Regions from separate parts of the Homo sapiens genome. Here region 1 is linked to region 2. A link is a contact called in ENCODE Hi-C or POLR2A ChIA-PET data. All regions are on one chromosome and are shown on one strand. Each heading gives the region's core, a stretch centred on a gene start or an enhancer-like site at or near the end of the contact. The rest is flanking DNA. Distances are from core to core; before and after follow the strand shown.

The links. Hi-C counts contacts between places; a loop is a spot of excess contacts on that map. ChIA-PET counts read pairs that join two places held with the same protein, here RNA polymerase II (POLR2A). Pooled maps may share reads with other maps.
Region 1: a loop to region 2 is called in a pooled map, with 4 times the contacts of the local background. The contact joins the promoter of SHBG here to the promoter of NEURL4 in region 2. A Hi-C loop is called at or near these places in 5 of 50 pooled maps. POLR2A ChIA-PET finds 5 or more read pairs at or near these places in 4 of 52 experiments (CD4-positive, alpha-beta T cell, GM12878, OCI-LY7 and 1 more).

The regions. Positions count from the first base shown.
Region 1 is chr17:7,628,687-7,631,994 of GRCh38, reverse strand. It overlaps SHBG (sex hormone binding globulin), which reads right to left and starts at 1,860. Exons shown (of 8, transcript NM_001040.5): 1 at 1,712-1,860; 2 at 1,488-1,579; 3 at 1,126-1,315; 4 at 634-795; 5 at 247-406; 6 at 1-116. The coding sequence starts at 1,822.
Region 2 is chr17:7,328,023-7,331,301 of GRCh38, reverse strand. It overlaps NEURL4 (neuralized E3 ubiquitin protein ligase 4), which reads left to right and starts at 1,967. Exons shown (of 29, transcript NM_032442.3): 1 at 1,967-2,271. The coding sequence starts at 1,990. RefSeq lists enhancers at 533-682, 1,563-1,612, 1,643-1,822, 1,758-2,052, 2,035-2,694 and a silencer at 2,023-2,262.

The DNA.
Region 1 (3,308 bases), core at 611-3,110, 300 kb before region 2:
GAGCCAAGATGGGTTCTCTGGTGTCCCAAGAGCAAGGAGGTGGCCTGAGCCTGCTGCCTGCTTGAGTCCCAGGTCCAAAGAGAAGGCCCAGGGCTCTGCATGAGGCTGGGGAATGTCTGTGGGGAGAAATGATTATCCTGAGGCCTCAAAGCTGGGGTCTCAAGGAGGAAAGGGGCCAGTGGTAGAGGGGGACAGAGGCAGGCTGAGCTGGCCAGGGTGGGAAAAATAGACTCCGAGGAAATCTACCTCGGAGATTGAATTCTGCCTGAGTCCCTGGAGGGAGAAATATCCCGGGATTTGATTCTACATCACAGCTTCTGAGGCTAGTGGGGGCAGATGCTGAGATCTCGGCCTGTTTGTCCAGCCAGGAATCCCGGCGCAGGCAGCCATCCAGGGCAGGAACCAGCTGGAGTGTGACAGAGATAAGATACGGGGATGTAGAAATCAGGGCATCGGAGCCGCAGTCCCGACCTCCCTGCCCTCAGTTGACTCCCCTCTGAGCATTTGGCCTCCCCCTTGCAGCTCTCAACCCTTCCCTTCTCCCTAAAAGTGTGGACTTAGATTCCCACGGCCAGCCACCCAGCAGTGCTTTACCAAGTCTTGGCTAGGGTTCCACCCCTGGGGTGTAGTTACCGGCAACCGAAGGTTGGAAGCGGGGAAGAGCAGCCCCCCAAGCGCAATCCTCATGATGGGATGGCGTTTGCTGGTCAGGGGCCCAGAGACCTGTCTCAGGCGCAGCACCTCCTCCCCATCCACCTCCAGCAGCACAGAGTCCCCCTCCATCTTGACTTCCACCTGCAGGAAGGTGGGAAGCAAAATCAGAGGCCCCTGGGATCTGTTTCTGCCACCTTCCTGTGAGGCAGCCTAGTACTATAGTGGAAAGAACATGCCTTAAAGAAGCAGCTAGCATCCTTGGCCTTGGGTCACTCAGCTCTTGTCACTTATATACTGACTGAGCCTTAGAATTCCCATCAGAAAAGATGGGGCCAAGAATAGCTACTTTGTGGGGGTTCGTGTGGATTAAACGAGATGACAGTGGTAGAGGGATGCCCAATAACTTGGTTTTGTTCCCTTTCCTCAGACCAGCTCCAGACATCCCTCCCCTGAGGACCAGAGCTAGCTTACCTGGTGCCATCTCCCATCATCCAGCCGTGGTCCAGCACCCACCGTAAGCTGGGCCCAGTGATTGTGCAGTTGGATCTCAGGCCTGCCGTCTCGAAGTCCCAGCATAAACCAGTCATCCTTAGGGTTGGTATCCCCATAAAAAATCACTCCCTCTGGGTCCCAGGTTCGAACCTCAAAGGAGGAGGAGGTTCTGGAAGGACACAGAAGGAAAGATTGTGTATGTCATGTGTCCTTTGAGAACCAGTGTGGGTTTGGGGGAGATGGTGTTCACAGATAAGGAAAGGAAGACAGGGAAAAGAGAAGAGCTGATGGAGAGAGGGCAGAACCAGGGGACTGGGTCAAGGGCTAGGCCAACCCCATACTTTGTGATCTTGGTGAGGTCAAAGGTCATGACAGCGATAGGCTCTTGTCCTGGGCCATTGCTGAGGTGGACAGCCGGAGGGTCGTGGGCACTCTATCAGAAAGAGAAAACAAACAAAGCTGAGTAGGGACATGTCAGAGACAGACAGAGGGAGAGGCCCTGCTACAGGGCCAGAGGAGAGAAGGGAAGACTGCATGAGCTGAGTGCCCTGTCCCGCTCCTGCACCTGGGTGGGGAGAACAGGTCTCAGGGCCCATCCCTGGCGGGTGTGACGCAGTAGTAGCAACAGCAGCAACAGCAGCAGGCGCGAGGTAGCCAGTGGGCCTCTGCTCTCCATAATCAGCCACTGTCCACTCGGCGGCTCAGACAACTCTTGGGAGAATGTGTAGAGGCAGGCAGCCTTGCGTGTGGGCGGTGGAGGGTTAAAGGTTGCCCGGGGAGGAGGGGGTAAAGGAAACAGGGGCACTGACCCTTGACCCCTGCCCAGGGGCCCAGTCACAAGACTCAGCTATCACCCCTCTGGGGATCAATGGGGTGAAGGACAGAGTCCCCTCCACTATCATCCTCCACTGCCGAGAAAGTTTCTGAACTGGGAGAGGATATTCCATCTCCCCTCTCCTCCTCTAGGGCCTGATCTAGGTCCTCCAAGATTTCTGTCCACTCGGGGAGCCTGCATTCACAGGCCTGAGGTCTAGAAACAGTCCTCCCCTGCGTCCCAAGTAGCATCCTGTATCAGGACTAGAAATGAGATAATGGAATCCTAAATTTCTAGCTGAGTGACCTTGGGCAAGTCACTTCACCTCTGTGCTTCAGTGTCCTTGTCTGTAAAATGAGGAAAATAATACTTTACGGGGTGACTGTGAAAGAGGGTTCATTGAGAAAATGCAGGCACAGTGCCTGGCATCTGGTCTGAACTCCTCCCCCAGTCTTTTCCCAGGCCTCTGAGGCCTGTCTCCCAAGAAGGTATTGTCTGTGTGTATGATTCAGTGAATATTAAGAAGGGACCTGCCCCCCGCCTCTCAGTTATCTTCCCTTATCCATTTATTACAGGGCCTAAACAGTCTAGCAGTAGAAATCACCCACTCCCTGACCCATTTTATTTTATTTTATTTTATTTTATTTTATTTTATTTTAGACAGAGTCTTGCTCTATCACCCAGGCTGGAGTGCAGTGGCGTGATCTCGGCTCACTGCTGCCTCTGCCTCTCGAGTTCAAGCGATCCTCCTGTCTCAGCCTCCTTAGTAGTTGGGACTACAGGTGCACGCACCACCACGCCCAGCAAATTTTTTTGTGTTTTTAGTAGAGACGGGGATTTCACCACGTTGCCCAGGCTGATCTCGAACCTCTGACCTGAAATGATCCGCCCACCTCAGCCTCCCAAAGTACCTGGATTACAGGCATTAGCCACAAGGCCCGACCCTCCCTGACGCATTTTATTTTATTTATTTATTTTGAGATGGAGTTTCGCTTTTGTTGCCCAGGCTGGAGTGCAATGGCACGATCTCGGCTCACTGTAACCTCCACCTCCCAGGTTCAAGCGATTCTCCTGTCTCAGCCTCCCGAGTAGCTGGGAGTAAAGGCATGCGCCACCACACCTGTCTAATTTTTGTATTTTTAGTAGAGACGGGGTTTCACCATGTTGGTCAGGCTGGTCTCAAATTCCTGATCTCAGGTGATCCGCCTGCCTCTGCCTCCCAAAATGCTGGGATTACAGGTGTGAGCCACTGTGCCCACCCCATGACCCATTTTAAAATGCAAATGACAGACCGGGCTTGGTGGGTCACATCTGTAATCCCAGCACTTTAGAAGGCTGAGGCGGGCAG
Region 2 (3,279 bases), core at 718-3,217:
GGCTGGTCTCGAACTCCTGACCTCAGGTGATCTGCCCACCTCGGCCTCCCAAAGTGCTAGGATTACAGGCATGAGTCACCACTCCGACTCAAAACAGGTTTCTTATACCTTGTTGAGGCTGGGGATGGGGTCAGACTTAATGATAATCACAGTCCTGTGCAGCCACGGTTTATGGGGCACCTGCTCTTCTCCCGAAAGCCTGGAACCTCGGACTTCCCACTCAATTGCCCTCACCTACTCTAACTCTTCATTCTTAAGGCTCTGCCCCTTTCCTTCTGGCTCCCACCCTCAGGTGTCCTGAACCCTCCCGACTCTGGGCTGGCTGCCCGCAGAGCTGGGCTCCTTACTTCTCCACATTGGGGGATTTCTGCATCAAGTTGGAGCTGTTCTTTCGTAGGATGCTCCGGGGCCGGTCCTGTTGGGAGTTTTGGGGGTTCAAGCAAGTTGGCCCAGAGTGCGGACTGCACCCGGGGCTGTTTACCTCTTGCCCTGCAGGTCCCCCAGGCCCGGGGCTGGAAGCCCTGGATACACTGGTTCGAGGCCCGGGGATGTTGAATCCACCAGGGTTCCTGCCAGACCCAAGGCTGTGGTTCGCAGCCTCCCTTGGGTGCTGACTGGGCCCGGAACCAAGGACCACTATCCCCCCGGAGGGACAGCTTGAACCAGTACTATGAGTTACGGAGCCCCCTGAGTGCACGTGGGGCCCAGAACCGTGAAACAAGACTACTCTGGAGGGCTGCCCAGCGCCTGCCTCGACTCCTGTGACCGCTGCGGGCACTCCTCTGGCTGCCCCTCCAGGGGAATCCCGGTTGAGGCCGCCAGCAGCCCCTAGGGACTCCACCTTCTCCATGGCCCCACTGGGGGGCTGCTCTCAGCGATCCTGACCCGCCTCCCGGCTCCACGTAGCCCCGCCCCTGGCCCCGCCCCCACCGCTGCCGGCCGGGGATGCTCGGGCTCAGTCCCGGGTCCACTTCTCCCCTGCTCCAGAGCTGCGGCGGGCGGAATCAAGACTATATAGAGACTCGGGCTGGGGGTCCCTCCGCTCGCCCCTTTCCTTTGTGTCCCACCCAAAGATTTTCTTTGTCTGGGCAATTTGTTCCCGCCCTTCTCCATCACCACCCTCATCCAAACCAGCCAATCCCAGTCAGGGGGCCAGGCCAGGAGCTTCGACTGTGACCTCACGGTCCTCCAGCCTGAGCTTGAGCTTCGGGGAGTTGGGCAGGGGGCTTGTTAATAGCTCTAAGGGAGATCTTTTGGGGTCATCAACGCTGTCGCTTGAAACGGCCTGTCGGGACTTCTTTAGACTCTTTGTGGTCTTAACATGGAATAGTTTGGTTGAGTTGGAGTTGAAGCTGGGCTTGACTTGAACTATCAGCGAGCTTCCCCCACCCCCGCCAGTCGGCTAGCTCAGCCAATCAGAAGAGGTGTGAGGCAAAGTGGAAGGACTGCCGCACTGTTGCAAGACACTTCGTCCTCAGTCGGGTGGCGGGAAGAGACTTTCACTACCGCTTCTCTGGGTCCTCCAGACTCGGCTCACGCTGCTTTGGAGCCTGCATCCCGAGGGGAGACACCCCCTCTTGCCGTAAAGCGAGTGCTTCAAGGTGTCACCGCCCCCTAGCGAGGGCGGGGTCGTCGGTGCCGCTGTCGCAAAGCAGAAAGTGTTTGGGCTCCAGCACCCCACCGTCGTAAAGATGCCTGCGGTGGGCGTGTCTTTCTCCCACTGTCGCAAAAGCTCCCTGCCCAGGTCTTCGTCCCCCTCGGAGCCGCTCCGTCACCTCGCTATGCCGTAAAGCGAGGCTCCCGACCCCGTGTCCTTCTGTTCTCATCGTGGTCGTCCCCAGCTCCTAGCGCGGGCTGCTTCATTGCCCGGCAGTGCCGTAAAGCATACCTGGCCTCAGCCCCCCGGTCGTATCCCTCGGACTGTCTGCCCGACGCGGTTGCCACGGTGCCGCCAAGCGCGGCTGTCGCGCTGCCCCGGTGTCAGCGGAGATGGCGGCAGGGTCGGGTGGGAGTGGGGGCTCTGGGGGAGGCCCTGGACCGGGGCCGGGCGGGGGTGGGGGCCCCAGCGGGAGCGGCTCAGGACCGGGGTCCAACGGGGGTCTGGGCAGCGGCGGGGAACTGCACCCGCGCACTGGGCGCTTGGTGAGCCTGTCGGCCTGTGGGCGTACGGCGCGGCGGCAGCAGCCGGGCCAGGAGTTTAACCACGGGCTGGTGTTGAGCCGAGAACCCTTGCGCGATGGACGCGTCTTCACCGTCCGCATCGACCGCAAGGTGCAGCGCTGGTACCGCGGAACAGAGATGTGGAGGGTGGTGGGAGGCGTCTAGAGGGAGACGGGGTAGGACAGCCAGGGTAGCCCACATTGCCGGGCACCGAGAGGGAACAGAAAGACCATAGAGCACCAGGGGGCGGTCAGGAAGACAGCATGAAGCAGAAACATTGAGTTTGAAGATGACATTAAGAGCTTGAGTTTTCTCAAGATCCAGAACCAGGGAAGGGACACGAGGGCTAACCCACTAGAATGGCTGGGAACAGACCTCCTGGTACAATTTCTTGGGCATGGAGGATGGAGAGATGTCAGAGATGTGATGGCAAGTGAAGAAAGATGCCAAGGAACGAACAAACGTAATCCCAGCACTTTGGGAGTCCGAGGCGGGCGGATCACTAGAGTCAGGGGTTTGAGACCAGCCTGGTGAACGTGGTGAAACCCCGTCTTTACTAAAAATACAAAAATTGGCCAGGCATGGTGGCGTGCGCCTGTAATCCCAGCTACTCTGGAGGCTGAGGCAGGAGAATGGCTTGAACCCGGGAGGCAGAGGTTGCAGTGAGCTGAGATCATGCCATTGCACTCCAGCCTGGGCAATAGAGTGAGTGAGACTCCGTCTCAAAAAAACAGAACAAACCATTGAAGGACAGAGGCTGTGCCAGAAAGATAGGTGAGGAGAAAGATCCAGGGTGAGGGAGGTGTGTGTGATTCAGTGAAGAGGCCAGGCTCACAGAAAAAGAACTTGGAAGGAGATTGAATCTGGGTAGAGCCTGATCTTTGGAGAGAATTAGGCCAGGGGAAAGGAATGAATGATACACAAGAGCAAGAGGTGTGGGTATAGGAAGTAGGAGAATTTGGATGGTTGGAGAGCCATAGAGACAAGGAAAGTTAGAGGAGGCAGGAGGTTGGAACCAAGGAATTTGTGCTTGGCTTGGAAAGGAGTGGTTTAGTAAACACTGAGTAGAGAGCAGAGTTGCTAAAGGAAAGCCCAAATAATTACCAAGACGGAGTCCAG